2 separate regions of the Homo sapiens genome follow, and region 1 is linked to region 2. The links are chromatin loops, found by intact Hi-C in ENCODE. Cell type or tissue: dorsolateral prefrontal cortex. All regions are shown on one strand. Each heading gives the region's core, and the rest is flanking DNA. Links, peaks and the distances in the headings are about the cores only. Region 1 has its middle 45 kb from the start of LINC02695. Region 2 has its middle 89 kb from the start of CCDC83.

Evidence for each region. A loop is a pair of places that touch in the nucleus more often than their neighbours do. Peaks named below come from ENCODE experiments on the same cell type or tissue, not always from the same donor. Only the 100,000 strongest peaks of a DNase experiment are listed, where the experiment ranks them.
Region 1: it touches region 2 in a loop (5-fold over the local background); 2 of 110 quality-filtered maps call a loop at or near these places.

What each region holds. Positions count from the first base shown.
Region 1 is chr11:86,140,122-86,156,538 of GRCh38, forward strand. It overlaps the pseudogene RNU6-560P. Among named protein-coding and RNA genes, the nearest start is that of LINC02695, 45 kb to the right of the region's middle. RefSeq lists cis regulatory regions at 3,472-3,854, 8,398-8,448, 11,144-11,654 and an enhancer at 11,245-11,745. In dorsolateral prefrontal cortex, for the core only: no CTCF peak of the experiment used is centred there; no DNase peak of the experiment used is centred there; H3K27ac peaks cover 1,463 bases.
Region 2 is chr11:85,935,949-85,952,365 of GRCh38, forward strand. No RefSeq gene overlaps it. Among named protein-coding and RNA genes, the nearest start is that of CCDC83, 89 kb to the left of the region's middle. RefSeq lists enhancers at 1-187, 188-778, 12,098-12,147. In dorsolateral prefrontal cortex, for the core only: a CTCF peak has its summit at 10,466; no DNase peak of the experiment used is centred there; H3K4me3 peaks cover 479 bases; H3K27ac peaks cover 1,760 bases.

The DNA of each region.
Region 1 (16,417 bases), core at 6,373-8,872, 200 kb after region 2:
AGACCTCGTCTCTACAAAAAATGGAAAAACAAAAAAAAATTTAACTGGGTGTGGTAGCACACGCTTGTAGTCCTAGCTATGTAGAAAGCTGAAGCAGGAGGATCTTTGGAGCCCAGGAGTTTGAGGCTGCAGTGAGCCATAATCATGCCACTGCACTACTGCCTGGGCAACAGAGCAAGACTCTGTCTCAAAAAAATAATAATAATAAAAATTAAAGACGAGGGGCATAATTTCTCATATTTTTACATTTGCTCTCCCCACCCTTGTCTCTTTTATGTCTCTTTCTGCTGTTATAAAGAGTGCATGCTGTCTATGCAGCGATATTCAGAAGGCATCATAGAATGACAGTCATTCTCTATTCTCCAGCACAGTGCTTTTGGGGTCAGCTGACTCTACCCAGGCCTGCAGTACTGAAATGAGGCTCAGATCAGGGTGGTGTCTGTGTCCACGGGAGATCTGTTCTCTCGATTACATATCGATTCCCATCCTACCATTTCCTCAGTTTGACACTAAGCTGGATGCTCCCAGCCATCCCCAGTCCTCAGACAACTGTATTTTTTCCCTCTAGTTTTATTTATTCGGCACCAAGGCCTAGTGGCACCGACATGGCTGCAGGAGTCAAGCCTGCAGTTGGTCTTTGAAAAACAGGGAGAGTGTGGGCGAGTGCATTAAAGGAAGCAAAGCTCTGGCAGCAAACCAGCTTCTAATCTTGACGCCACCCCTGGTTCTCTTCTTTTCTTTATCATTTTAGGCTTGTGGGTCCCAGATCTCCATATTTGCCTTCTGGAACTGCTTTAGCAATAAGAAAAAAGATGGATGAGGGAATTAGGGCCGAGTTACTCCAGCCCCATGAAGCACTCCAGCACCAGGAAGCATAACCTGAGGCTCCATCACGTTTGGAGCTGCCTGCCTTGCAGTGGCCCATCCCTCTCATGCAGAGGGCCTATTTTCAGAGTCACAGAGGTAGGGAAAGAGCCAAAGGGCCAGAGTCTTTCTGAATATGTGGGCTTTGGGAGTACAAGGTGCCCATCATCAGATTCCTCTCAAACCCGTGGCTACTTGCTTGCTCCCATCCCAGTAAACATTGTCGCCATCCACCAGCTGCCCAAGTCAGAAATCTAGGAGTTGCTTTGGACCACCTTCCTTTCTTCACATGTCTCATCCAAGTATACACACAATCCTACTTACTCTACTTTGTAAAAGTGGCCCTTGAAGCCACCCACTTCCCATTTCCAACTAGTTGAGACAAATATGCTCTTCTGTCTCTATAACTGGTATCCCCCAAATATGACAATTGTTTAAATGCCTGGTAGTCCCAAATAACAGCAAGAGAGCATAAGGTCACACAGACAGTCAGTGACACATAGATCCAGAGGGGAGTGCAGGCTTCCTGATTCCTAGTCCAGCACTCCTTCTGGATTTGTTCATTTGTTCAATATGCTGTATTGAGCCCTTAAGAGATGCCAGTCACACTGCTAGATACACTTATCTCTGGGGTTTCTCCAGGGTCACCTCTGGGGTGACTTCCCATATTGGATTATGGTTTTCTGCCTGTTATTTTATGTCCCTTTGCTCCGGCATATCACAGAGTAGGGCATCCCTCAGGCCCCTGCCGGACCTCTCATCCTAGCAATCCACAAGTTGGCTTCTGTGTGGTTTACTCACAACAGCTTCTAAGCTGTGGGGCCAACAGAAAATACACACATTGAGGCATTTCTCCAGAGGAAGAAACTATGTGAGTCAAACATTTAAGCCACAAGTAAGTGCAACTATTTCCCTCTAGACCAAACTTCTGTACATAGGAAAGGGGAACAGGAAGGTTGATCTGGGTTCAGTTTTCATTCCTATCTCACTCCATGACATCTTGGGAAGGAGGAGCTCACAGCATAAGTCCTTAGCATATCCAGAATTCCACTGATTCATTTAACACATGTTAATGAAGGTGTGCCATGTGCCAGGCATCAGCATGGGTTCTAGGAACCCAGTGCTCTGTCACACAGATGGAGATTCTGTCCTAGGGGATTTTGTAGACTCACACAATTGGACGTAACCTACTACTTAGTTTCCTTTTAAATACATTCATTTTTTAATGCCATATTCACAAATTTCAAATAAAGGATTATAGAATCATAGAATACAGGAGACACAAAGGAGATACTCATTTAACCCAATGCCTTTCTCCTCTTAGTCAATGTTTAAATCTCTTTCCCAATATCCCTCTCAAGTGATCATGTGATTCCTCCTTGGACACCCACAATGACAGAGGATTTACTGCCTCCAAGGTGATCTATTCTATTTCTGAACAGCAGCAAGGGTTAAATGTTCTTCCCTGTGTGAAGCCAAAATCACTTTCCCTAAAACTTGTATTGCGTTCTGCCCTTTGGGCCTATACAGGACAAGACAGTCTCTTCCATTCTGAGTGGGCCCTGGCTATGTGAGGATGGTTGTTACAGTGCCCAAGTATTCTCCAAACATCTCCCCTTGATGCTCCCTCTCCCCTTGAACATGGTTTTGAGCTCATTCTCTAGTCAAATGGCCAACAGAGCCACCCTCCCCTGCCCAACTCTGTGGAAGGAACTTCACGTAAACAATATTTTCCTTGATTCTCCCACATTAAGTTCAGAGATCATGCCACTATAGAGCATCCTTCTCTCACCTCTACAATACCCCATCACTTGTGTAACTCTGTATGTACCATTGAAACAAGCAGGCAAACTAGAGCTAATAATATTGAGCTTTCAGGGTGGCTTTGATTAAAAGAGATAATGAATGTTGAATCAAATACTGAACAAGTATTGATTGAACACTCATCCTACACTGCACACTGTGCTGAGCTCCGTGTGTGACACCATTCTGAGGAAGATAGAAAAGGTCTCTAACCTTACGGAGATTTTAGCCTAGATCCTGAACATAAGCCCCTCTCCAGGGCTTGTACAGTTTTAACCAAAGGTGGGGGTCTTCAGAAGCAAATCTCCATGACCTAAGCTGAAAGCTCAAAAATGGTACCATTATGATGGTCATCATGATGAACTTAGATACGACCATATTAATGCCAATACAGCCTTTAGATGTTACAATTTCCCTGTGAGAATAATACTTTTGGAAACCTAAGAAAGTCCATAGTGGTATTTCTAATGACTAACAACCATGGTATCAACTATGGCCTCATTTTTTCCTACTAGAAACTCCGTATTTCCCATAAATCAAGGAGTTTTATAATAAATGACCTGGGTTAGCTTCTACTGAGCGACTATTCTAATCTGGATCACTTTTCCTACCTTGGTCAAACCAAATGTGAGATTTTAGGGCAAAGCAGCAGTTTTATTGAGGGAAGTGCAGTTGCACTTACAGGCATGGTGCCAGGCGCCTTTCCTCCTTCCACTGTCTGCTATAGTCATTATCCTGACCACAGTTCTCTTCGGCCACCATCTTATTCGGCATGCTACAGTTGACAGAATTTGCATCCAATATTAAAGAGGCTTTCAGCTTTTCCAAAAGCTGTGCCTTGGCTTCCTTATCATTTCACATTACAGCTTGCACATTGTTTGGTCAGGGAACTGATGGGAATGGAAGTTATTTACTGAAAAATAAATCACCTCTTATTTCAGTTGAAACCACTGTTCTTCCTGTTTCTCTGTTACTGTCAGATAATCCACCATCTTGGGTGGAGTGTGCATGAAACCACTACCTAACATATGACCAGGGGAGGGAAGTGACCACAGGATATCACTATCTGTGTCAGAAGAGTGGCAAATGTTTAGCAGGAAGCACTTCGCATTTACTGGTACAGCAGAGTTGTATATCTGGGAAGATGGTCCATGGCCACCATGTTACTAGGATGAGAGTTAAGGTCTCTTTCATTACACCTCATCCACTGCCCCTATATACTGACAACATTTATTAATACTATCTACGCTTTTGGATATTAATCATAATTTTTTTTTTGAGACAGTTTCACTCTTGCTGGAGTGCGATGGTGAGATCTCGGCTCACTGCAACCTCCACCTCCTGGGTTCAAGTGATTTTTCTGCCTCAGCCTCCCGAGTAGCTGGGATTATAGGCACGTGCCACCACACCCGGTTAATTTTGTATTTTTAGTAGAGACGGGGTTTCTCCATGTTGATCAGGTTGGTCTCGAACTCCCAACCTCAGGTGATCCACCCGCCTTGGCCTCCCAAAGTGCTGGGATTACAGGAGTAAGCCACCACGCCTGGCCTATTAATCATAATTTTATCCATGTGGCTAATATCTACAATTAGCCTGGCATTGTGCTTGACACTTTATGTACTCTATCTCACTCAATCTGCACAACAAATCTTATGTGGTAAGCATGATTATTCTGTTTTCATATGAGAAAACTGGTTCAGAAAGGGCAAGTGGGTTGCTCAGGGTAACTTTAATAAGATTCAGGCCCAGTGTGGTGATGCACAGAGCCTGACATCTTTTCACTCTCTTACTTTACCACCTGGTACGCACAGAGCCTGACATCTTTTCACTCTCTTACTTTACCACCCTGTACACATGAATCCCAATCCAGAAAAGAGGGGGCCTCTCTCAGAATGTCCTTCCTCCCATACTTGTTCACTCCCTCCCATTATTTGTGTTTTTATCTCCTACACAGGCTTGCAAGTTCTGATGAGGGGAAGATGCCATTCATCTTTGTAGTCTTCCAGAGAATAGAATACGATAGTGTCTCAAAAAATGCCAAGTGAAAGCACACACACAAACCAGAATATAACGCTATAGCTGGAATTTCCGGCTCCTAGTTCAAAATTGCAGAAAGACTTCCTTCTTAAGTATAATAATGAATCTAATCTTATGTAGCCTATGTGATATTAATAGTAGCCTTGCAGTGACTGAACAGTAAAACCTCTTTTTCACTGTGGCTCCAAATTGCACATCCTCTTGGTGTCCAAAGCCAAAGAGAATAAAAATCCTCCCACCCATAGTGTGCCAGTCAAAAGTAGCTGAGTCAAGACATGCAGTTTCTCAAATATGAATAGAAAAACTTTCTGCTCTACATCAATAGGAGAAGCTTCCCCAGAAGCACAAGAAACTAGTGAGAGTCATTGTGCAAAGAGCGTAAGAGGAGAGATCTCCTCTTTATATACAAAGCTGGCTTTGCTGGGACCAGATGCAGATTGAGAGGCAGTGTTCTCAGTCATTAGTATTTAAGACCCTGACACCTGAAAATCATCATTCCAATTAGAATGGAAGAAACATGCAAGAAATAGGTGCACAGGGATCAGCAAGCCAAGAAAGAAAGAGGACTGGGATGGCAATAACTCTCCAAATTTATGGAGGGCTTCCTATGTGCAGGCACTTACTTTATTAGTTTTAGTATTTATAACAATTTGAGGGGTAGATCTATTTTGCAGATGTAGAAATGAAGCTGTAGAGCAGTAACCTGCCCAAGTTCTCCCTGTTGGTAAATGTAGAGCTGAGAGAATTGAACTCAAATGTCTGACTCCAAAGCCTAAGTGCTTAACCATTAATGCTAATCATTAACCACACTTAACTAACCATTTCATCTTTTCCTTGGCGAGCAGGGACTAGAGGTTACATACTAGAAATCCACTGCATATTCTTTATTGGCCTTATTTACATTATGAAAAAACTAAATGTACAGTTCTCATTCTGTAAAATGGATGCAGTCATTCAAAATTAATCTTTTTGTTGTCAATTTCAGTCCTGGGCTAACAACCTCCCCTAGATAATGTACAGAGACATCTGGACTCAGTGTCTCCACATTGACAATTTTATTCAAGAAACTCATATCCAGAGCGGCCAGCCAGATAAGCAGCAGCCGTTATAGGCTTGAGCCTGATAAAAAATGTTGCTTGAGGCCGGGCATGGTAGCTCATGCCTGTAATCCCAGCACTTTGGAAGGTCAAATCCGAGGCAGGTAGATCACCTAAGGTCAGGAGTTTGAGACCAGCCTGGCCAACATGGTAAAACCCTGTCTCTACTAAAAATTAGCCAGGCCTGGCAGTGTGCTCCTGTAAACCTAGCTACTTGGGAGGCTGAGGCATAAGAATCGCTTGAACCTAGGAGGCGGAAGTTGCAAAAATGTTTTTTAAAAAGCTACTTGTTTCACTTATATTAGTAGAGTGGATTATAGTCTACCATGCACTTCATATCTATTATTTCATTTGATCCTCTGAAGAATGTTATGAGATAGATAAAATAAGTAATATTATCCCTATTATATATATGAAGAGGCTCACTTAGAATTACAAAATTAGAGCCGGGTGCAGTGGTTCACACCTGTAATCCCAGCACTTTGGGAGGCTGAGGCAGGCAGATCACCTGAGATCAAGAGTTCGAGACCAGCCTGGCAAACATGGTGAAACCCCATCTCTACTAAAAATACAAAAATTTGCCGGGCATGGTAGCAAGCGCCTATAATCCCAGCTACTTGGGAGGCTGAGGCAGGAGAATCACTTGAACCCAGGAGGCAGAGGTTGCAGTGAGCTGAGATCGCCCCACTGTACTCCAGCCTGGGCAACAGAATGAGACTCTGTCTCAAAAATAAATAAATAAAATAAAATTAGAAAGTGGTGGAACTGGGACTGTAGTTCAGGGGGACTTTGAGTTCAGGTCCTGATAATCCAAAACCCAAATAAACAAACTTCTAGCCCTTTAGAAATATGGATGGAACCATGCTCAAATCTTGACGTTATCACACAAGTCTATCAGCTTCACACATCACTATCACATCTGCCAAATAAGAATGAGGATATCTGCTTTGCAGGATTGTTCAACTAAATGAGATAATGTAGGTAAAGCCCCTTCAATAAAGTAGTGAACAGAACAGACATGGATCCTGTCCTCCTGAAGTTTATAGTCTGGAATCAGGAGGTGGCGATTAAGAAGAAAACATTCAATAATACACACTTAACTATCAAGTTATACTAATAAAAAGTGTCATAAGGGAAAAATACAGAGTGCTATGCAAATGTGCAGTGGGGTGACATAACTTAGAGTGTGGTCCAGAGAGGCTTCCCTAGGCAGTGACAGCTAAGCTGAGACAAGAGGATGCAGTATAATAAGCCAGGTGACATGGGGAAGTGTGAGGCCATGGGTGTGGGTGTCGGTTACAGCAGAGAGCGTTCCAGGCATAAGAAGCATTTTTGAAGACGTGTGGTGCCCATGAGAAACAAAGAAATTACTTGTGGGGCTGGAGTGTGAAGAGATCCAAGAAGAATGATGTGACAGGATGTTGGTGAGGTTGGCAGCCTTCATGGCATGTGGGGCCTTGCTGGTCAAGTTTAAAATTTTGAACTTTATCCTAACAGCAATGGGAAACAACCAAAGGGATTTAGGCAAGGGGGCAACATCAATAGGTTTGAGCTTTACAAACTTCCAATTCCTGACTAGGGAAAGTTGGGATCTTTTTAAAACTTTTCCTTTGGCCGGGAATGGTGGCTTATGCCTGTAATCCTAGCACTTTGGGAGACTGAGGCAGGCGTATCACCTGAGGTCAGGAGTTCAAGACCAGCCTGGCCAACATGGCGAAACCCCATCTCTACTAAAAATACAAAAATTAGCTGGGCGAGGTGGCGGGCGCCTCTAATCCCAGCTATTCAGGAGGCTGAGGCAGGAGAATCACTTGAACCAGGGAGGCAGAAGTTGTAGTGAGCTGAGATCGTGCCATTGCACTCCAGCCTAGGCGACAGAGTGAGACTCCATCTCAAAAAATAAAAACAACAACATCAAAAAAGCCCCTTTTCTTTATTTTTTTGAACAAACACTTCCTTAGTACCTCTTATATTGCAAAGACAGCAATAGGCTGTTTGTTTCAAATGTAGAATCTGAAGACTTAGAATGGGGCAAGAACCAACATGTCCCTTTAAGGAGCTAGAACATGTCACCTCAAAGGCTCCCTCCACTTCTGCCACCTAACGCAGTTGCTTCTTACTCTAAGCAAGAAGTAACCTCCAAATCCTAAAAGTACATTAAGAACCAGTGGGACATTTCTGGGAAGCTCATTTATTTATTCTTTTTGTTGAGCAGACAAATATTAAGCATCAACTATGTACCCAGCACTGTACTGGGTGCTGAGGGTACAGGATTGATAAGATGGAGGTCCTATACTTTAAGAACTCATGGTTTGGGGTTGAGGTAGGCCAGAAAAATAACAATCCCAACAAACTAGAATCTGTTACAAGAGAAAAAGCCAGGAGGGAGTTGCTCACAGAACCTAGAGTGAGGAAAGCTTTAGAAGAGGTGATTAGCACCTAATATATGCTCCGTAGCTGCATACTGAGTAAATTTAAGTTTGAGCTGAGTCTTGAAGATGAGGGGAAGGTTAGCAGGGAGAATAAGAGGAGTAGGGAATGAACAAGATCACACATATCAGAAGAGTGTCTTTTGAGATTATTTTATCAGCAGTAAACTGGATGGGTTGAAAGGGAGAGATTATAGGCAAGGAGGTCAAGTAAAAACCTGGAGCAGTGATCCTGCTGAAAATTGAAGAGGACTTCATGTGCACTCAGCAGTAATTGGGACTGTGCTCAGTTTGCCTAACCTTAGCTTGCTCTCAGTGGTATGGTGCACGGCTTGTAATTGTTATTCGCATCTCCCCATGAATGCATGCCTGTTCTCCCTCACTAGGGTGGAGACTGTCATTGACTGAAATCCTTATAACACTTAATTCTGTACCCTGCACCCCATGCATCCCCATCAAAAGCTGGGTTGATGATTGGATTCCTCGAGCTGGCGTGGGAGTGGGAGAGCTGGAACAAGGGAGCAGGGAGAGGAAGGGAACCAGGGCTGGCAATGAGGGTCAAAAAGCATTTCATGTTATCTTAAATTTTTTTCACAAGTGTAATGATGCCTTTATGTGTTCATGACTTAATTAAATAGTTTTTTTTAAGGTAATAAAATCATTAAGAATATGCAGTATTGCTTTTCACTGCTTTTCTATTTTTCCTTTTCCTTTTTGTTTGTTTGTTTGTTTGTTTGAGATGGGATTTTGCTCTGTTGCAGGCTGGAGCACAGTGATGCAAGTATGGCTCACTGCAGCCTTGACCTTTCAGGCTTAAGAGGTCCTCCCACCTCAGGCTCTTGAGTAGCTAGGACCACAGGGGTGGGCCACCATGTCCAGCTAATTTTTTTTTTAGAGATTAGGGTCTCACTGTGTTGCCCAGACTGGTCTCAAACTCCTAGCCTTAAGCAGTCCTCCTGCCTGAGCCTCCCAAAGTGTTGAGATTATAGGCATGAACCACTGTGCCATGCCCAGTAGTGCTTTTAATAGTGAAAAGTTTGAATTACCTAAATATCCAGCAATAGAAATATTACCAAATCAATCATGATACAATTTCAATGGCAGAATTTAACAAAAATAATGTTGTTGAGGTATGTTCACAGATATAAAGAAGTTAGTATTTTATAGTTCCACTTAAAAGTAAGTAGATATTAATTACTATATTCTGAATTATCCCATTTTTGTTAACAAATATATGCACAAAAAGGTTTAAGATACCTTTATATAAGAAGTTTATGTAGTTTCTACATCAGCGGGATTCTGTTGTGCTTTCTTTTACTTCTCTATTTCCTAATTTTTAAATAAAAAATAAATAATAAGAAAACCCCAATTTTTAAAAATGTTAATGAAATGAGAAAACTGAACTAGGAACAAAGAGAGTAAGAAAGCTAAGAGGAAAAAATGTACCATGGTGCCATGGTGGATGGGGATAATAAAGAAAGTAGAGAAAAGACGTTCTTGGAATTGTTTTTTTTGAAAGAGATTTTCTTATTTTCCATAAAGTTAAGGGGAAAAATATTTTTGTTCTCAGAGTTTTTCAGTGTGCTTTCCAAGCCATCAAATTCCTAAATATAACCAAAGTTGATGATTTTACAAGTAAGCCAATATAAACATAGTAGATGTTTATATTTCAACATTAACAACGTGACATTGGAGCTGCAAAAGATCTTCCCAATTGGCCATATTTTATTTTTCTCAAAAGTTTCCATTTTCAGTCCCCTTTTAAAATACATCCAGTCCCCCCTCCCCACCCCCACTCCACCCCTTTGTGGCTTTAAAATTTCAAGAAAAGGCAGAACCAGATTAACATAGTAAAACTGGGGACAGAGCATGTGGAAGAAAGGAGCAAGAGGGAGGTGGTAGAAGGTTACGCATTTGGGGAGGAAGAGGAAGAGAAGGAATTTTTGCAGAGCCTTGCCTCAAAGAGGTACTACTCAAACTTAGTCAAATCATGTAGGCTCTTGTTAAAATGCAGGTTTTGATTCCGCAGATCTGGGTGGGACTCCCTGGTGATACCCATGCTTACTGGTCCATGGACAACTTTGAGCATCAAGGCCTTAGACTCTGGGACTTTGCTCTTCCACCCTGGTCACATTTCACATGGGCAGCCTCTGGCTGTGATAACCTCTTTCTTTCTAACCTAATAGGGTTTTATTTTATTTATTTATTTATTTATTTTTTTGTCAAAATACCAAATATTGGAAACTTTTCAGAAAGTAGTTTAACCATGAGCAAGGTACAGTTCAAGGTACTCTCCATGGAAGAGAGTAAAATGGGAAATACAATATGGAATGGGTAGAAGCCCCTGATATACGAATGTTATTTGTTATAAAGGGCGTGGTGTTGTGGAAAAAGCCCTGGACTGGTTGTCAACAAAACTGGCTTCAATACTAGTGATTACTAACTAGCTATATGCCCTTGTGCCAGTCATTTTTCTCTGGTTCTCTGTTTCCTTTCCTGTTAAATAAAATAATTGGTCTACATGGCTTCTAAAATCTTTTCAGTTCTGACACTTGAAGAATCTATAAAGGAGATCCTATATCAATAGGAAGGGAGGGAAAGGGATGTGCCACCACACGCGCAGCTGCCAAGGATCCTGTACATGTGGTATTACTGTGGTGGAATCTCCCATTTGTCTGCCCAGATGCAAAAATGTTATTGGAGTGAGAGACTGGGAAACTTGCCTGGTATGAAATCCTAGTACCCCAACTTCCTGCTTTTGGCAATTTAGAGTCTTGGGAATCAGTCCCAGCCCCTATAAAATAAGGCAGACCCTGTAAACATGCCTTCCAAGAGCCTCCAATGTAGCTCTGACAGCTTTCAAATTCTAAGCTCCTCAATCCTCCATTCTCAGGCCACCCTCAGGTTTCACCTCATTCCCCTGTACTGGTCAGCAGCCAAATTCTGCAGCCTCTTGAGCTTAAGGTCCCAGCCAAAAAGCCTGACTGCCCTCCTACTTGTGAACAAATCCCAATTCTTGAAGCAACCCCAGCCCTCCCCAACAGACTCCCTGCTGAACCCTGAGTCTCCCAGATACTCAAACTTAGTTCAGCCCTGTAGCAATCAAGCCTCAGGGATTTGGGCTGGCTGGAAGCTGACACTTCTCTGTTTAAGATAGTCCCATCTGCAGAGTGAGGATCAGCCCCTAAATTGATAAGCACAGGGTGGGAAAGCGACCTGCCCTAGTGAGATTACCCAGACTCTAAAGTAAGGTCCTGCAGCTCCACCTCATACCTCCATGGACACACACTCTTTGGCTTTTAAGTTATGAAACAGACCTGTTGCTATTCTAAGGAAGTCTCACAAGTCACCATATAAACATGCCAGCTTCAGGCAGCTTCCTGTGGTTTGCCAAAAACCAGCTGGGAAGGCAGCCAGACTCCCGCCACCGTCCTGGAACCCCCTCCTCTAGCAGACATTCACTCAGGGCATGACCTCCTGAGGTGCCCACTTGGGATGCAGGAACTTAGTGGCTGCTAGAGTTGTTATTTTTCCCTCCAGCCCCAGCCTGGGCTGGGCTGAATGATGTGGCTGGCTGGTACAAAGGCTGCTTTTTATAATGTTCTTCTTTGGTATTTTTGCTGTCTGGAGAGGGCTTCCTTTCCTCCCACAGTTAATTAGCAGCATCAAGCATTTCCCTTTCTCCAAAAGAAGTCTGTTCCCACCCATGAGGCCAGGCAGAGGAGGTGGCAGGTGTGGCTAAATGCCCCCTGAGGTTAACCTCAAACTTAAACTTAGAGCCCTACTTGGTTAGAAGTGATGTGAAATGCAGGGCTAGCTTCCATTCTGGGCAGAGTCGGCAAGTGGGCACACGTCCCTGGCAAGCTAGCATCCCAATCAGGTGAGGGGACAGAGAAGGGGGTGGGGAACCAATGTGTGTTTGACACATTTGTGAATTGTTTCTACAACAAAGACTTTTTTAAAACAACAGAGTGAAGCTTTATATATTTGAATGAGAAGCACACAGAAGGACCTATTGTCTGGAGGAAAAATTGCATGAGTAATTGTGCATGACTTCAGACTTCCCAGTTGAAATGTTAGGCATATTAAGGATGATTGAGGGCATTCCAGTGTTTTCAGTGTGGAGAAGAGGGAGGACAGAGCTCCCAGGACTAGGGGAGGGAGGCAGGTTGTGTAGCAAGACAAGGGAGGAAGGAATCTGAGGAACTCTGTACCCCACTTTGCTCTCTGGTTTCCATTTTTCCTCTATTTAATTGAACTGCCACCTCCTACAGGAAGCCTTCCTGACCCTATCTCCTTCCTCCACCTGTCACTCTAGGTGTTCTTCTTGATACATATCTCCTGTCTTTTCATTATTTACTTGACTATGATACTGTGGATGGGCCATAGAAAAGAGAGGATGGACTCCAGATGCCACTTCCTAGATGTGTTACCTTGGACAAGTTACTTAGCCTCTCTGTGCCTCAGTTTTCTTGTCTATAAACAGTAATACCTTGTAGGGTTGTTGAGAGGATTAAATGTGTTAAAACCCATAAGGAACTGAGAATAGTGCCTGACATACAGTGTGCACCCTCAATAAATGTTAGCAATTATTTATTTTTATTTGCATCCCCTCTTGTTTGCACAGGACCTAATATATCATGGGGCAGCTGTGTTCAACCCTCATATGCATCTTAATTGCTTGAGGAGCTTTAGAAATGTACAGGCCTGGCCTGGGCTCCATTAATCTATGGGTGAAACCTGGTAATGGTATTTTGGAAATGTTCCCTGGGTGGTTTTATTATGTAACCAGGTTGAAAACCAGTGTCATAAATGCTCAAGGAATATTTGTTGAATGAATGAATGAACCAAATGGGATCAGAAAGAACAAACCCCATGCTGGCTTCGGCAGCACATATACTAAAAATTGGAATGATACGGAGAAGATTAGCATGGCCCCTGCACAAGAATGACACACAAATTCATGAAGTGTTCCATATTAAACATATATATAGAGAGAGAAAGAACAAACCCAGGTTACCCCATCTTTAGGAATGTGAAGGCATGATGATTCTGTCTCCTTCAGAAAGTTGATTCTTCCTGAGACAGGTTTCAAGAGAAAAATATGACAGAGAATATAATGGAATACATGAAAGAAAGAATCATAATCCTAGTCATCTCAACATGAAAGTATTGAAGAAATAGAAAAACAATTGCCTAGAGCTCATATTAGAGATCAACAGTTATTTTCTCTTGCTCTCCCTTCTGTGTATGCAGATTTATTTCCTGGAGTTGCTATAACAACTCTAGCTAGAAGGTGAACTTTGACTTTTCCTCTAGTTTTAATTTCGATTTGCTACTCAATCTTTAATTTAGAGGACATAAAAATTTATCTCAAATAAAGCATTTGCACCACTCTAATGTATATTCATGCATGATGATAGCATAATTATAATTAACTGCTTTACCTAGTTGGTCCACAAAATTTAAACTGATTACTGCTTGTAGAACATTAAGTCAGGCACCTCAAAATGGAAATAGGAAACTAGGCCGGGGTGGTGGCTCACACCTGTAATCCCAGTACTTTGGGAGGCCAAGGAGGGCGGATTGCTTGAGCTCAGGAGTTCAAGACCAGCCTGGGCAACACAGGGAAACCCTGTATCTACCAAAAATACAAAAATTAACTGGATGTGGTAGCATGTGCCTGTAGTCCTAGTTACTTGGGGGGCTGAGGTGGGAGGATCACTTAATCCCAGGAAGTCAAGGCTGCAGTGAGCCATGAAGGAAAATTAAATTTAAGAAAAGAAGATGCTATATACAAGGAACAGTGACAAGGTGAGAAACTAGCAAACCTACAGTTGTCTAAGTAGTTTTTGATGCCTAATATTTAAAAAGTTAGTAAAAATCTTGCATTAATTCCCAAATGAAGAGAACGGGAAATTTTAGAAAATAAAAATACTTAAATATAGGAATAAATATTCTTCATGACCTTACTAAACAACAACAAATAATGGGAGAGATGTACCATTTCCTGAATGGAGGATCAATAATGTGAAGGTGTCATTTCTCCTCAAATTGATCTAAAAGGCTGGGTGCGGTGACTCATGCCTGTAATCCCAGCACTTTGGGAGGTAAAGGTGGGCAGATCACTTGAGGTCAGGAGTTCGAGACCAACCTGGCCAACATGGTGAGACCCTGTCTCTACTAAAAATACAAGAATTGGCTGCCGTGGTGACACATGCCTGTAATCCCAGCTACTCAGAAGGCTGAGGCATGAGAATCACTTGAACCTGGGAGGCAGAGGTTGTAGTAAGCCAAGATCACACCACTGCACTCTAGCCTGGGCAACAGAGTGAGACCCTGTCTTAAAAAAAAAACAAAAATTGATCTATAAACCGAATAAAATCTCAATTAAAAAACCAGAAATATACAACAAAAATACTATAAGCAAAAGTTAAAGAGTGAAAAGGACAGATTACTTGCCAATTATACAACAGAAGATTAATATCCTTAATACATAAAGAGTACTTATCAATGAATATAAAATACAAATTAAACTATTAAAAAATGAAGCAAGGAATTGAACAGTTAATTAAACAGAGGAAGAAATGTAAGTGGTCAATAAGCATATAACAATGTTCAGTCTCATGGGTACATAAGGAAATGTAACTTAAAATAAGTCTGAAATATTTTTAGTCTTCAGGTTGTAAAAAATGAATAAACAATAAAATCCAACATTAGCAAAACTTCAGGGGAAATGACACTCTCAAACTCTCTGGGAGTATCAGTTGTTATCACGGTTTCTAGAGAGCAACTTGGAAGTATGTATCAAAATTTTCCATTTCTAGCTATCTAACCTGGAGAAAAGTTTGTAGAAGAGTCCATTTACACTGTAAATTAAGTAAAAAATAGAGAGAACACCAGGAGGCTCCCATAGCACAGCCAGTAAACAGTGCCAACACTGGAGTTAAAGTGCTGTGGTTCAAATCCCTGTTTGGCTACTTACTAGTCCTGGGGCTTTGGGTGAGATTACCTTAGCTGCTTCAGCAGTCAAGTAGGGATGACAATATGCAGTACCTATTTCATAGGGTTATTCTGAGAAACATTTTGCATGCCAGGTGCGGTGGCTCACGCCTATAATCCCAGAACTCTGGAAGGCAGAGGCAAGAGGATCGCTTGGGGCTAGGAGTTCAAGAACAGACATGCAAAGGGCTTAATGCCAGGGATAAAATACTTCCCTGTGCCATGGTAGTCCACCCCTCTCTTTCCCAAACCCCTAACCGTGTATGCCATTGCAGGTTCCTAAATATGTAAGTGCGTAGAGAAACTTATGGCAGAAACTGATAGCACGGTAACTTACAGAAGAAGGTGGGGTTGAGTGGGAATATGTAAGATTTTTACTTTTTACTTTCTACTTGTTTATTTTAAAAACATTTTGCAGGCCAGGTGCAGTGGCTCATGCCTATAATCCCAGAACTCTGGGAAGCAGAGGCAAGAGGATCGCTTGAGACTAGGAGTTCAAGACCAGGCTTAGGCAACATAGTGAAACCTAGTAAGGCCCTCGTCTCTTAAAAAATAAAATGCAAAGAATGTATTCATTTATTTATAATCACTTGTGTAATTAAAACTTGTTAAATTTGACAGAAGAAATAGGATGGTAGGCAAAAGTATTTATCCCAGGAAGTTAGAAAAATGGAATATGATGATAGCATATATCATGTCCTAGATATTTTAGATGATGGAATATGGGTTACGTACAGAGACTGGGTTTTCAGAACTAAAAATCAGAACCCAATGTCTACCAAAGGATTTTTAGTATAATTTCTGTGTAGGAGAGGCAGCCTGGATCATTCAGTCTGGATGCCAAAATAATGGACTTTCTGGAACAATCTAATGGTTTATTATTACAAATAGACTGAAACTGGGCCTGTTCAAAAATTCCCAATCACATTCCGTTTTTGGATCCTGTTGGAACTGAATTCCTCCTGACCCAAAACCTCCTGACCCAAAACCTAGCATTCAGCCTGCCTTATCCTAACTCCCCTAGGTCCAAGGCCTTGCAGATTTCCTCCCTGTGAGATCTCCCAGGAGCCCTGGCAGAGCATTCCTAACTTCTCAATTGCTTCTGTGGCATCTCTAGGCACACTGTCTGCCCTCACCTGCTAGGGAAGCTACTTTCCTGTCTGTGTCATCCCCCTGGTTCCTCTA
Region 2 (16,417 bases), core at 8,913-11,412:
GTGCCTGTGTTTCATGTTCTGTGTCATGTGACCCTGTGCCCGCCTCCCAGGGTGCCCTGTGGCCTGGGTCCTTGGCCCTGTAGCCCTGGCCCGGTCCCAGTCTGGTGCTTTCCACCCTCCACTGGCCTATCACCGCTGCCTCCGGGCCTCCCCCTGGCTTCTCCGCATTCTAGAGTCTGCAGCACCCCCCTTCTCCCGCCATTGGCCTTAACTGGCCCTTGGGCCCTTCCTCCACCCAGGACAGGGTGGCACCCACCACTCTCAGGACCACCGTGCAGAATTTTAAAAAAAGGTATTTTGCCAAGGTTGAGGACACACACCCATGACACAGCCTCAGGAAGTCCTGATGACGTGTGCCCAAGGTGGTCAGGGCAGTTTGGTTTTGTATATTTTAGGGAGACATGAGACATCAATCAACATATGTAAGATGAACATTGGTTCTGTCTGGAAAGGTGGGACAACTTGAAGCAGGGAGGGGGCTTCCAGGTCATGGTAGATAAGAGACAAATGGTTGCATTCTTTTGAGTTTCTGATTAGCCTTTCCAAAGGAGGCAATCAGATGTGCATTTATCTCAGTGAGTAGAGGGGTGACTGAATAGAATGGGAGGCAGGTTTGCCCTAAGCAGTTCACAGCTTGACTTTTCCCTTTAGCTTTGTGATTTTGGGGGCCCAAGATATTTTCCTTTCACAGGATCTAGGAAAAAAAAATAAATCCAAAGTAAAGGTAAGAAAATACAGATGAGAACACTGTTTCAGGAAAAACTGTCGCAAACAGTGTTTTTCCTTTACTTGCCCACCACAACAATCAACACAGAGGACCTCGTTTTAAAATTTTTATATTTTTTTACCCAAAACAAAAATGGTCAATAATACAGAAGACTTCTGTGACCAAATGTGGGGTTTTTTGCCACATGCCGAGCAGTAGACACCAGCTGGGTGTTCTCCAATTCAGTTCCAACACGATCTACCTGGATATGGTGTCAGAACCCATAGAGTGAGGGGGCTCAGTCCCCAAGACTGCCCCGCTTAAGCCCCACAATCAGAGTGGCAGGGAAACATTAGACTCCTGCCTTGGGGCAAGTGAAAGGAAGACAGGAGAGAGATTCTGTTTTCTGAGGCCGCTGGTTGGGTCTAACACATCCAACATTATAACAACAAAAGATTGTAACAAGGTGTTCATAGAACGGGTAATTTTAAAAAAAGAAAAAAGACCGCAACGAGGGATATGGGAATGATGAACCAACTATATATCATAACACCACAAGCAGAAACCAATTAAAGAGAAAGCTGACATACACAGGAGAAAATCAACAAACCCAAAAGTTGGTTCTGATAAACTCTAGTGCTGCCTGATGGGTTCATCTTACCTGCTGCCCAGAAAGCCCAACACACTGAGAACAGCAGGTTTTTTGCAGCAAAGAAAGAGTTTAATTAGGCCGGGCATGGTGGTTCACGCCTGTAATCCCAGCACTTTGGGAGGCCAAGGCGGGTGGATCACCTGAGGTCAGGAGTTTGAGACCAGCCTGGCCAACATGGTAAAACCCTGTCTTTACTAAAAAGACAAAAATTAGCCAGGCATGGTGGCACATGCCTGTAGTCCCAGCCACATGGGAGGCTGAGGCAGGAGAATCTCTTGAACCCGGGAGGCAGAGGTTGTGGTGAGCCAAGATCACACCATTACATTCCAACCTGGGCAACAGAGCAAGACTCTGTCTTAAAAAAAAAAAAGAAAAGAAGAAGAGTTTAATTAATGCAGGGCTAGCCAAGCAGAAGATGGACTTTATTACTCAAATCAGCCTCCCAGACAACTCAGAGGCTACGGTTTTTTGGATAATTTGGTGAGCAGGGGGCTAGGGTATGAGTGCTGCTGATTGGTTAGAGATTAAATTGTAGAAATGTAGAAACCAGTCCTTGTGCGCTGTGTCAGCCTCTGGGTGGGGGCCACAAGAGTCATGAGCCACAGGTCCAGGTGGAGTCAGTCAGTAGCCAGAGTGCAAAAGTCTGAAAAAACATCTCAAAAGACCAATCTTAGGTTCTACAATAGTGATGTCATCTATAGGAGCAATTGGAGAAGTCACAAATCTTGTGACCTCTGGTCACATGACTCCTGAGCAGTAAGGGATTATAGAAAAGCAAGCTAGGGAACAATGCTGGTTATCTTTACACCTACATTTTAGTAGAATTCAATCTCCCCTCATAACCCTAATCTTGTGACTTTTCATTAGTCTTACAAAGCTGGTTTCAGTCCCAGAACAAAGAGGGGATGAGTTTTAGGGAGGGACTATTATTATTTTTGCTTCAATGCTAAACTGTAAACCAAATTTCTCCCATTGTTAGCTTGGCCTATGCCCAGGAATAAGCAAGGCCAGCCTGCCTGTGAGTCTAGAAGCAGGATGAAGTCAGCCATGCTAGACGTCTCTCGCTGTCATAATCTTTGCAAAGGCAGCTTCAGTTCAAAACCAGCCTGGGCAACATAGTGAAACCCTGTCTCTACAAAAATTTAAACATTAGCTGGGTGTGGTGGTGCATGCCTGTAGTTTGTTTTAGCTACTTAGGAGGTTGAGGCAGAAGATTGCTTGAGCCCAGGAGTTTGAGGTTACAGTAACCTATGATCATGCCACTATACCCCAGCCTGGGTGACAGAGGGGGACCCTGTCTCTAAAAAAGTAAAAATAGGCCAGGAGCAGTGGCACACCTGTATTCCCAACACTTTGGGAGGCTGAGGTGGGACGATTGCTTGAGCCTAGGAGTTTGAGACCATCCTGGGAAACACAGTGAGACCCCATCTCTACAAAAATAAAAATTAAAAAATTAGCCAGGCCTCGGTGGCATGTGCCTGTGGTTCCAGCCACTTGGGAGTCTGAGGTGAGAGGACTGCTTGAGCCCTGGAGGTTGAGGCTGCAGTGAGCTATGATCATGACATTGCACTCCAGCCTGGGTGACAGAGCAAGACTTTGTCTGAAAAAAAAAAAACAAAGTAAAAGTAAAAAAAGAAAGGAAAATGTTGAAGAAACTAAACATCGACAAGAATACAGAGCACCTGAAACTTTCATATAATTGGTGGCAAGACTGTAACTGGGAATGAACACTGAAATATGTTTTGCCAATATTTATTAAACCTGAACATGTATATACATATACTGCATGACACGGCAATTCCACTTTGGGCTTTATATCCAACTGAGATGAATGCTTATGTTCACCAGAAGACATGTACAAGACTGTTCCCAGCAGCTGTAATGATAATAGCCAAAAACTGGAAACAACCCCAATAACTATCAGTAATAGAACCTGTAAGTCAATTGTGCTATTCTCACTACTAAGCACTCAATAAAAAAAAAAAAAAGTAAATTGTGCTTAGTCACACTATGGAATATCACACAGCATAAAGAAGAATAAACTACTGACACGTGTAGCTATAATATACAAGTGAATCTTACAGATGTAATATTGAAAGAAGGCAGACATACAGTATGATTCAATTTAATAAAGCTCAAAAAGAAGACAAGCAACCAATCTATGATGATAGAAGTCAGAACAGTGGCTATCTTTGTGGTGGGTAATGACTAGGATGAGACATGAAGGGCTTTTCTGGTAATCTTGATCTGAGTGGTAATTAACCTGGGTGTGCTCACTTTGTAAACATTCATCAAGCAGGACTCTTAAGGTTTGTGTATTTGACGGGTGTATCTTACACTTCAAAATGGAGTGAAGTTGCCATTTTTTAAAGAATGGTAAACTTGTTATAGGTAAGATTTATCTCTATTTTTCTCAGGAAAAAAAAAAAACTTACTTTCCACTGGGACAAATCAAACAGCTTCTAGTAACCAACAAAAACAGCCTATGTGGCAACTCACTGATTTCAGCAGGTCAACAGAAATTGATTTTTTCTCTCACACTTGGAGAGTTCGGATCATGATTTTAAAGCAAGCCAGTCATAACATGTTAAGAATCCCACCTAATTTGTTAGTTGTGGCAGTTTTTCCTTCACAGTGTGAATTTGAGTCAGAAGAAAATATCAAGTGACTATATAAGGAAAATGGCTGTGCTTCCAAGACAAGGATACCCTCTCTCACCACTCCTATTCAACATAGTATTGAAGTTCTGCAAGGGCAATTAGGCAAGAGAAAGAAATAAAGGGTATTCAAATAGGAAGAGAGGAAGTCAAATTGTCTCTGTTTGCAGATGACATGATTGTATATTTAGAAAACCCCATCCTCTCAGCCCAAAATCTCCTTAGCTGCTAAGCCACTTCAGCAAAGTCTCAGGATACAAAATCAATGTGCAAAAATCACAAGCCTTCCTATACACCAATAATAGACAGAGAGCCAAATCATTACGGAACTCCCATTCACAATTGCTACAAAGAATAAAATACCTAGGAATACAACTTACAAGGGATGTGAAGGACATTTTCAAGGAGAACTACAAACCACTGCTCAAGGAATTAAGAGAGGACACACAAAAAAAATGGAAAAACATTCCATGCTCATGGATAGGAAGAATCAATATTGTGAAAATGGCCATACTGCCCAAAGTAATTTATAGATTCAGTGCTATACCCATGAAGCTACCATTGACTTTCTTCACAGAATTTTAAAAAACTACTTTAAATTTCATATGGAACCAAAAAAGAGCCCGTATAGCCAAGACAATCCTAAGCAAAAAGAACAAAGCTGGAGGCATCATACTACCTGACTTCAAACTATACTACAAGGCCACAGTAACCAAAACAGCATGGTACTAGTACCAAAACAGATATATAGACCAATGGAACGAACAGAGTCTTCAGAAATAACATCACACATCTACAACCATTTGCTCTTTGACAAAGCTGACAAAAACAGGAAATGGGGAAAGGATTCCCTATTTAATAAATGGTGTTGGAAAAACTGGCTATCCATATTCGGGAAACTGAAACTGGACCCCTTCCTTACACCTTATACAAAAATTTACTCAAGATGGATTAAAGATTTAAATGTAAGATGTAGAATCATAAAAACCCTAGAAGGAAACCTAGACAATACCATTCAGGACATAGGCACACCCTAATTGAATGGCTGATGGTGGCCATACAAATGGTATGGAATGACACCAGAGAAATACCAGAAACTGTGAGTAAATGGCAGTTGTATACAGATTTGGTGCAAGTAATTTGGGAGATGGGTATATGGCAGGCTATGTTCGATCTGAATACCTGAGGGCCAGATGATGAACGCTTTACCTCCCACATGAGGGACCTTGTATTGGGCTCTGCCCCGCCAAGTGCCTTCGGCTCCCTGGCCGCTCTCCTCACTCCATATGTGGGGTGCCACATACTTGAAGTGACTACTGCCATGGCGGCCCTTGGGGAAGCAAAGGGCCATTAGTGGGACCTAGGAATCTACACCATAAAAAGGGGAACAGTACCCCTTCTGCAGGGTGCCACCTCATGGGACAAAAAGGGGCCCCAGTGGATGACCCACATGCCACCAGATATAGATTGATTTGATTTTGGATAGGGTTGACCAAGAGAAAATTGATAGGCAACCCAATGAAGTGCCGTTAACTTTGTAGAGGCAACTGTCCCTGGAGCAGCAATTCCAGAAAATGCCCAAGAGGTGGCAGGATGATGCTGCTCAGCTCAGTACCCCCGGCCACTCCATCTCAAGCACTACTTGCAGATGGATGGAGGTATAGAAATTTTTGTGTTTGATAAGGGAACTGGCCGAGGTGCTCGGCTTGGGGGAACACTGGACAACTGGAGGCCACAAGTGGAATTGACAATCCACTGGTCCCCCACCAACATACAGCGGGTGCTGGTGCTGGTAGACACTGGCACAGATTGTACTCTCGTCTGTGGGAACCTGGATAAATTTCCAGGCAAGGCTGCATATATAGATGGCTATAGAGGTCAGTCAGTGAAAGTGAAACCTGCATCTTTGCACCTTGGCATTGGCTGCTTGGCTCCCCACTTATAAACTATGTTTCTCCCATACCTGAATACATTTTGGGGGTGGATACTTTACATGGCTTGGCTTTACAAACCACGGATGGGGAATTCAGACTCCAAGTATGTGGGGTTAAGCTGGTACTCCACAGACATACACATCACTAGCTCCATGTCCTGCCACAACCCTTATGGATTACTTCCACGTGTCAATACCACTTGCCAGGTGAGCATACAGAGATAACTGAGACTATTAAGAAGTTAGAAAAGGTGCAGATAATGTGTAACACCTACAGACCCTACAATTTTCCAGTATGGCCAGTCAAGAAGCCTGATGGAACTTGGCAGATGACAGTGGATTATTGAGAACTAAATAAAGTAATACCCCTTTTACATGCAGCTGTACCCTCTATCATGGATTTGATGGACCCCTTGACAATGAAGTTGGGAGAGTACCACTATGTGGTGGACTTGGCCAATGCATTCTTCTCAGTTGACATTGCTCCAGAGAGCCAGGAAGTTTGCCTTCACATGGGAAGGGCAACAGTGGACTTTCACAGTGCTGCCGCAGGGCTATATGTGTAGCCCCATCATACATCATGGTCTCCTTGCCACGGATTTAGCCGCCTGGAAGTGTCCAAAGGGAATCCACCTATTCCATTATATTGATGATATTATGTTAACCTCTGATTCTCTTGCAGGTTCAGAAGTGGTGGCACCCCTTTTACAACAACATTTGGCAGCATGAGGTTGGGCAGTCAACAAATCCTAGGTCCAAGGGCCTGAACTGTCTGCCAAATTATTGGTAGTTATCTGCTTGGGTAAAACAAAGGCTATACCAGAGGCCATCACTGATAAAATTCAGGCATATACCCGGCCCACAACAATGAGGCAACTACAGACTTTTGTAGGCCTCTTGGGATATTGGTGGGCATTTGTACCCCATTTGGCTCAGATGGTAAAACCGTTGTGTCAGTTGACAAAAATGGGAACTACTTGGGATTGGGACAATGAGGCTGAGATGGCTTTTCTGGCAGCCAAGTGGGCCATACAGCAAGCACAGGCCCTACAAGTAATTGATCGGGGCGCCCATTTGAACTTGATGTGCGTGTGACCACAGATGCTTTTGGCAAGGCCTATGGCAGCACACAGAGGGCTTTAGAATACTGGCAGGCTTTTGGTCCCAACTTTGGAAGGAAGCTGAGCTCTGGTATTCATTGATAGGGAAGGAGTTAATAGCTGCATATGCCACCCTTCAGGCTTGTGAGAGTGTGATGGGACAAACAACAGTAGTCATGCCTGTAGATGACTTACCCAATAGTGGGGTGGGTACCTTCACGGGTAATGACCCTCCGGACTGGGATGGCACAGACATCTACCTTAGCAAAGTGGGGAGCCTAGTCAAAACAGCAGAGTACCCTGAGTAAAAGCCCCTTATCAGCAGAATTACAAGAAGTCTTGGGACCTGTAGTCCTGATGCAAGATAAGGCCATGGGTCAACCTGAGGCACCCTTAAACCCTGAGCCATTACCATTTAAAGAGGGGCAGGCACCTCTTCCATTCCCAGTGGAGCATGGTATAAAGATGGGTCCAGCCAGGGTGTTACTGCTGCCTGGACTGCTGTTGCGGTCCAGCCTAGTATTGATACCATATGGTTTGATACTGGAGGTGGACAAAGTCAGTGAGCTGAACTCGGGGCAGTATGGATGGTGATCACCAAGAAGGAGACACCTATGGTAATCTGCCCCAGTAGCTGGGCAGTTTACTGAGGCCTGACCTTGTGGTTAACTACCTGGAAGTTACACGATTGGCTAGTTGGTCACTGGCCCATTTGGGGCCAGGCCATGTGGCAAGACCTATGGAAAGAAGGATGACCTCCTCTGACCAGGTATGGGGACCAACAGTAACCTGTGGTTGCCTGCCCTAATGCCCCTAAAGGCAGGGGAACAAAAAACCTGGCTTTGAACATGGACCCTTCAAGTCCCCCATTGCCAATGGTTGGCTATGGTAGCCCTCTGGGGGGAGGGCCTACAGTATGATTTACATGTCACTCCTTGGGTATTCAATATATGGCTTCCATGATTGACCGTTCGTAGGGGAATGCTCAGGGAAGGAACCCCCCTCCTTGTATTGTCTGTATGGCCTATTGTGAGCTCCCCAGTGACTTTGGCACAAATACAGGACACAAAGAAACCATGGGGAGCTGAGAAGCTGTGGTACCATTGCCCAGGGCAGAAGCCCTTGGCGGCTGCATTGTTATCCAGAGATAAAAGGTTGGCTTGTATTTTGCCTCAGAAGAGTGATTTACCTGTGTGTGCCTGCTTTGTCATTCTGACCATAAGTTGACATGCTCTAACAGCATTGTGGAATGGGCTATGCTGAGATGACCAATGTGTCCAGCTGTTGGATCTGCACCACCCTTCCCGTAGCAGCTGCAGATGACTTGCCCTGGCACATACATCCAGCTTCTGCAGAAAACCAGACATGGTTAGAGACTTGGGGTCCCATGGCCAATGTTTGTAACATGACACAGCAAGCTTTGGCTAGGGAGTGCTATAAGACCCATGGCATTCCCACCCCCTGGCTGACCTGTAGCATCTATGATGGATGGGGCTGGTTAGTGGGGGTTAGCCCCCACCACAGGTACCATGATGTATAGAGCAGCTTTGGGTAATGCCACCATGGGGTGGTTACCCGCCATAGCCTGCACAAATATAATATATGTCACCACACCAAAGGTGCGGCAGAATAGGCAGCTTCAGCAAGGTCAGGCCCTAGTAGACTTTGTGCCCCCCCTGGGAGTTTATGGGTCTATGGAGACACGGGATGGTTCTTTTTGCCAGTGAACTGTCTGGCTGCTGTACCTGGGGGTGGCCTTTTGTGCCTGCCACTGATATTCCCACATTGCCTAGACACCCACATAACTGGGAAGAGCTACGTTCCTGGTTTTTGGGAGTGCAAAACCAGGTGGCTCTACCCCTTAGTATTAGCCATCCCTAGAGCAGGTGTCATAACTGTAGAAATGCAGGTTGCAGCCCTTGCTGAGCACACTGCTCAAGCCTTGAATTACACCCAAGTTGCCCTCCTTCTGTTGACAGATGAGGTTGATCAAACCAGGAAGGTAGCACTGCAGAACCAGATGGCCCTAGACATATTAACTGCTCCCCAAGGTGGCACCTGTGCTCTTTTGGGAACACAATGTTGTATCTTCATCCCTGGCATCTTTTGGGAACACAAAGTTGTACCTTTATCCGTGACAATCAACAAAACATAACAGCAGCTTTGCAAGGAGTTTCCCAGGAAATCAAGGCAGTTGAAAGCCTTACTGATGACCCCCAACAAACATGGTGGGCATCCCTGGGCTCTGGCCTATGCTGGACTCTTAATAATTATGGGTAGCATAGTGAGAATATTAATAGTGAGTTGAGTGAGTTGTTGCTCTCTGTATTGCTGCTGTGGCCTCTGGGTCCAGGGTTCTGCCCTGTGGGCACATCTCCCCACTAGGAGAACTCCCTCAGCCTAGGGGGTGGAGTATAAGGAAAATGGCTATGCTTCAGTCAGGAGTAGGCCAAGGCAGACATCCAGTACAGCACGACACAGCAGGTTTGGAGTGCAGGCACAAAATCTTGTGCACTATGTAATCACACTTATGTAGTCATTTAATGTAACCTGTTTGTGTGAGCCCATATGTGGCTTTAAGCCACTGTTGTCTGTGAGAAATATAATGGCACTGCTGACTCTGTAGGAGAGGGGGAGAGAATAAAGCCATGTCCCAACTGCCTATGGTCCCTCGAGTGTTCTTTCAGCTACCCACCACCCATCCACCAGCTCCCCTCAGACCTCAGCTCAGGTTGGAACCTGACAGACTAAAAAAGTCTTGTTTGCTGCCAAGAAGATGTCAGAGTTGAGAAGGCATCATTTGGAAAGGGAAGGGGAAAGAATGTCTGTATTAGTTCATTTGCATTGTTATAAAGGGATACCTGAGGCTGGGTAATTTATTTTAAAAAAGAGGTTTCATTGGCTCACAGTTCTGCAGGCTCTACAGGAAGTGTGATGCAAGCATCTGCTCTAGGCAAGGGTTGCAGGAAGTTTACACTCATGGTGGAAGGTGAAGGGGGACAGGTTTATCACATGGCAAGAGCAGAAGTGAGAGACAGAAGGGAGATGTTCCAGACTGTCTTAAACAACCAGATCTCATGTGACCTGAGCAAGAACTCACTTATCACCAAGGGGATGGTGTTAAACCATTCATGAGGCATTTGCCCTCATGATCCAATCACCTCCCACCAGGCCCTACCTCCAACATTGGAGATTACATTTCAACATGAGATTTGGAGGAGACAAACATTCAAACCATATCAATGTGCTTTCCTTCCATTAGTATCATTTCTTGTGTTTGAGATTTGCAGAATAGCAGTATCTCTAAAATAAATCTGCAGTTTTCTCAACAACTCAAATTCCAAACAGCTTACAATGGTAGCTTTGTTAATGACTACATTGCAAAGCAACTCTCAATAAAGTTGTACCACTGTGAACTTCCTATGGGTGTCACTCATTCAACAAAGCATTTATGGAACCAGTCAGGCACTGTTTGTAAGGTTTTAGGGATGCAAAATCAAACTGCTTCTTTCCTCAAATAGCTCATGGTCCACTAAGAGAGCCTGAGCCATCATTGCTGCTTTCAGTCTTCAGCAATAACAAGGAGGGAAGGAAGCAAGGAAAGTGGGAGAAGACAGGAAAAGCTATTCTAGGTGTGGTGGGTGAGGCTACCATGTGTTTAGCTCACACTGTTTTTAGTACCTTTAGTAATAGGCTTGGAAAAAGCAATTTAAGTAAAAATGAGTTTAGGAGGATTTTTATGTAGGTTTCAGTTCTCAGAATAACAAAGTATTTGAGTTTTGCATGTTGTTATTCAAGATTTGAGGGGCAGGAACAAGGTGGTTGGAGCTTGAGCTTCAGGGTAGTAAGTTGCTTACTTTAGGCCAAAAATTAGCTAGGTTTGAAGAAATTAAGGAGGTGTAAAGAGACAGAGTATGGGAAAACACATTCTGTGGAGTCAGGCTGGCTGCCTTTGCATCTTGGGTGGTCACTTAACCTCTTTAAACCCTGGTTTCCTCAACTATACTTTACAAACCTAATTCCCATACTGCAGTATTATTTAAGGATTAGAAAGTGTGTAACCTACACATAGTAGACATGCAATATATGGCAGTTGAAAAAATTGACATATAACAGGAATCTCTAAAGATTCTCTGGAAGTAGCCAAAGAGTATGGTTGTCTTTGCAATGCATTCACGTAAAGGCACACAGAGCAGAGTCTGTGTCCAATCCGTCACATGGTGTCAGGTGCAAACCAGTATGATGACAGCCGGGCTCTACACACTTTAAGTTTTAATTTGTATAGATATATGATAGTTTTATATGCATATGGGGTAACTACATGCTTATTAATCCAAAGGCTCGCTCTGTCTTTTGCTGAGAGCAAATCAGTCACCGCCCTGGTATAGGGGCATGGTCTTCATCCAGTAGGCTCCAAGGGCCCATCCTGAATCTGCTGATCTACTTGAGGCTGTAGGGACAAGTAGTAAACCTAGTTCCAAAATTCTTATGTGTAGCAGGAGGTGGGGTACAGGCATTTTTGTCTCTTCTCAAGCCATGTAGTCAGACACTAGAACCATTCAGGGAACAGAGAGGCTAGGTTAGTTTTATGGCAACAAAGGGCTGTTTGTTAAAGGACTGATTTCCTTGCTTGTTTTACTAGATGCCAACACAACAGTTCTCTGTATTTTTCTTGGAATAAACTGGCTTTTGTAACAGACACAAGGAAATGCACCCTCGAACAACTGAGGCTTTCTAAATATTAGTGACTTTAACTTGATTAAGTATTTCCATTTCCTATTCCTATGACTTTGTGAGGCTCATGTTCCCAGAAAGCCTTTTTTTTTTTTTTTGTATCGTGACTCTTTAGGTTGGTTATGTTTTAGGTCATTCTGTTCTTATGATCTGAGTAAGTGCTAAAAGCCTTTAAGATACTTTTAAAGAATCTTTAAATAGAAATGTTTTCAGATTTCCAGCACAACAAATGAGTCTTAAAGTAACTGCAGATTCAGATATCCTCACAGATTCTTAGCATAAGGTTTTGTCAGCATTTCCTTCCTCAAGTCCTGTGTCAACTCGCTGACCTCTTGCCTTCTTGGGTTACTGCCATCTTTTTGTATAAAAATATGCTAGCCCTTGCAACATTTTCCTCCTAAGAAGAATGAAAATTAACCACGTGGGATTCCCCTCTCTATGACTACTCTGAATGAGGCCAGCGAGTCACTTTTACCTCAAAGTCCTCAGACACCAAATCAGAGGGATGGTGTACCCTGACCTCCCTTGAGGTTCTAGCACAAGTGTGTAATTAACCTTAGAGCTTTAATGTTCTTCGTTACATCTCATTTTTACATCAGTCATTTTCGCCTAGCCACTTAAAAAGTGTCTTTTTTTACTTTTATGCTATTTATATGGAAATGTCAACGTGAGATATAGCTGGACCTAAAATCTGGTGAGAATGTACATATTTTCAACATGTCTTGTAACATTTACTCAGCACTAGCAGCTTGGATCTGCTTAGTTTTCATTTTTTTAAGCTTTTGATGTTTTTTGTATTTGTTTTCATTGACACATTTCAATTCTAAAACATTATTTTAAAAGATTTCTCAGATCTCAACTTGCAGTATGTGTCATGGGTTTTGAAGTCACAGATCAGAAAAAGCTTCATGAAATTAATTCTTCTAATAAAAATTGTAGGACTGTGGCACTGGTTGCTATTTTGTCTTTAAATATATTCTCCCTATTAGCAATAGTACAAAATATAAGTGAAAAAAATAAACTACTCTCCCCCTTCTTCTATAATCATCTATTTAGCTGTTTTAGTTGGTACACGGTCACTCAAATTAAATACATTTTTTTAGTCTTTAGGCTTTTTTTTAAATAGCCATATGACAAAGTTCTGGCCAATGGAATGTGAACAGAAGTGCAAGAAGTGTGCACAATTTCTGGGTCATCTCTTCTCCTGTCCCCACCCACCTGAATCCTGCTGCTTGGAATGTGGTTATGCTGCTTAGCCGTATTGGATTGTGCACCTGAGAGTAATACCTTAAGGACTGTGCGACACCAAGACACCTAGACCTAAAAGTGGACACTTAACAATCTTGTGGGGCAGAGTAGGCACACATACCAAGTCACACTTCCATGTGTGAGGGAAAAGAAACTATCTTGTTTGAATCATTGTTAGTTTAAGTTTACTGTTATACACAACCAAAACCAATCCTCATACAGAGACTGAATATTTCCCTTATGAGAAGTCAATGGTTTCAATAGTAAAATATTGTCTCTGCCAGGTGTGGTGGCTCATGCCTGTAATCCTAGCACTTTGGGAGGCCATGGTGGGAAGATTGCTTGAGCTCAGGAGTTCGAGACCAGCCTGGGCGATATAGTGAGACCTCCCCTCTACAAAAAGTTAAAAAATTAGCTGGGTGTGGTGGCATACACCTGTAGTCCCAGCTACTTGGGGGCTGAGGTGGGAGAATTGCTTCAGCCTAGAAGTTCAAGGCTGCAGTGAGCCATGATCTTGCCACTGCACTCTGGTCTGGGTGACAGAGCCAGACCTTGTCTCAAAAAAAAAAAAAAAAGAAAAAGAAAAAGAAAAGAAAAGTAGTCTCTAGTCTCTAGGACATTAAATAGGGCTGGGTAAGCAATTTATTCTGTTAAATTTTTTTTTTACAAATTGACATTTTGGGCTGGATGATACGAAGAAAAAATGTTTTAAAAAGGGCTCAAAGTACATTAGAAAGTATTCTACTTAGAAAATATCTATGGGCATCTAAACTGTTGCCCTAAGTATACTTATGTGTGGGGTTGGCTGTTTTCAAAAATGTGTTCTGTCACACCAAACTATAATATTACTGAAGTTGCCCCAGGACCAAGAACTCCTGCTTGTCGTGAGGACATGTGGAGTCAGGGGTTCAAAGTTCTGCTTTGAAAACCACTCATGGGATCTCCACAGGCATTGGGCTTTGGTCAGCTATGTAAAAAGGCAGAATTGGCAATGTCAACAATTTAGTAATACAAACAATAGCAAACACTTAAATGTGCTTATTATATGCACTTTACACATACTGATCCTATCTATTATAACCCTATGAGGTAGGGTCTATAATTACACCCATTTTACAGATGAAAAAACAGGCAGAGGGAAATTCAGTAACTTTTTAAAGTTCTCCAGGTAGTAAAGGAGCAGAGCCAGGATTTGAACACAGGTAATTTGGATCCAGAATCTAGGCTCTTGACTACAAGCTGTTCTGCATCCCAGTGAGAATAACAGTAATTACATATCACATCTTTATCATGTTCTGAGTGTATCTTTTAAATTCATTAAATACAAGTCAGGCATGGTGGCACAGGCCTGTAATCCCAGCACTTTGGGAGGTTGAGGTGGGCGGATCACTTGAGGTCAGGAGTTCACGACCAGGCTGGCCAACATGGCGAAACCTCATCTCTACTAAATACAAAAATTAGCCAGATGTGGTGGCTCACACCTGTAATCCCAGCTACTCGGGAGGCTGAGGCACAAGAATCTCTTTAACCTGGGAGGCAGAGGTTGCAGTGAGCGGAGATGGCGCTACTGCACTCCAGCCTGGGCAACAGAGTGAGACCCTGTCTCAAAAAAAATAAATAAAAATTTAAAAAATTCATTATATACAACAGTCTTATGAGGTAGGCACTATTATGATAATTTTACAGATGAAGAAACTGAGACAAAGGGAGAGTATGTAACTTGCTCAAACTGGGGTTTAAACACACAGCATGGCAGAGTTTACACCATTACTGCTATGCTGTACTCTCTCATCAAGCAGTAGTTGCTTCCCTCAGTGATGGTGATACTCTCCAAGGAAGGGATTTCTGCAAATGGTCCTCTGCGTATTTCCATATTCCAGGCTCTTCATCTGCCTTTCTTCCATCTCCTACCCCATAACATTTCCAGTCCTAACCACTCAGCATTTCCCTTTCTCCCGCTGATTTTGCAACCTATCTGATTGTCTCTCACCTAGCTATCTCCTCTAGCTCACTACAGCTTTCAGGGGCTAAGTTTTGCTCATGTTGGAAGACTGTTATAATAGTCTCCCTATAGTTCCTTCATAATACAGCAGCCAGAGCGAGCCTTTTAGCAACAAAAGTTTTTAAAGAATCCTCTGGTCAACATTTTCGGTGGCTTCCCCACTGAGAAAGAAATCCAAGCCTCAGCATGGCCTAGCCTAGGCCCACTGCCACCCCTGACCTCAGCTCCAACCTGCTCGCTTTGTTCAAACCTTGCTGGCGACAGTGCTGTTTCTGACTAGGGAAACAGGGCCTTTGTTCTGCCCTCTGCCCCCATATGTGGGGAGGAGAGCCACTCTCCAAATCTTACCATCCTGCTTCCTTACTTAGTATCTCTGTTCAAAGATGACTTCAAGGTCTTCCTTGACCCTATCCCAAACAGCACCACACTCTGCTCACATCACTCTCTCTACTATTTTTTTCTCACAACACTCATCATCATTTGTCATAAAATATTTGCTAATTGCCTACTCTCACAAGAAAATAAGCTCAATGAAAGAAGAATCTATGTTTTGTTTATTGATTCTTGCACCTAGAACTACTGGCACATTGAAGGCACTCAGTGTATTGAATGGATGAACGAAGAACTCAATCTGCTTTCTAAAAATCTTCCTTGGTCAGTCTTTTGCTTAGTATCTCTTTTAGTTCATAGCTTTTTGATATCTCTGCATTTTCTCAATGCCATGTGATCTGCCTTCTGTCCCTGACAATTCCCAGGTATATCTAGGGGTAAGGTTCAAGTTCCTAATTGCTAGAACCAATGGGCAGGTTTTGGTCTTTATTTTACTTGTGTTGGCCATTCCCTACTTCTTCAGTTATATCCTTGACATAATTATCTTTCCTGGTTCTCCGCCTCCAGCTTTGATTGTTCTTTCCTGGCCTTCACCCCTTAATAAGGGTGTGTTCCCTGGGACTCATCCTTGGCCCTTACTCTGGCACACAGTGGTTCCTTTGGTAATCTCAACCGCTGTCATAGGTACTTTTTTTTTCTTTATTTTATTATTATTATACTTGAAGTTTTAGGGTACATGTGCACAATGTGCAGGTTTGTTACATATGTATACATGTGCCATGTTGGTGTGCTGCACCCATTAACTCGTCATTTAGCATTAGGTAGATCTCCTAATGCTATCCCTCCCCGCTCCCCCCACCTCATGACAGTCCCCAGAGTGTGATGTTCCCCTTCCTGTGTCCATGTGCTCTCATTGTTCAATTCCCACCTATGAGTGAGAACATGTGGTGTTTGTTTTTTTGTCCTTGCGATAGTTTGCTGAGAATGATGGTTTCCAGTTTCATCCACGTCCCTACAAAGGACATGAACTCTTCATTTTTTATGGCTGCATAGTA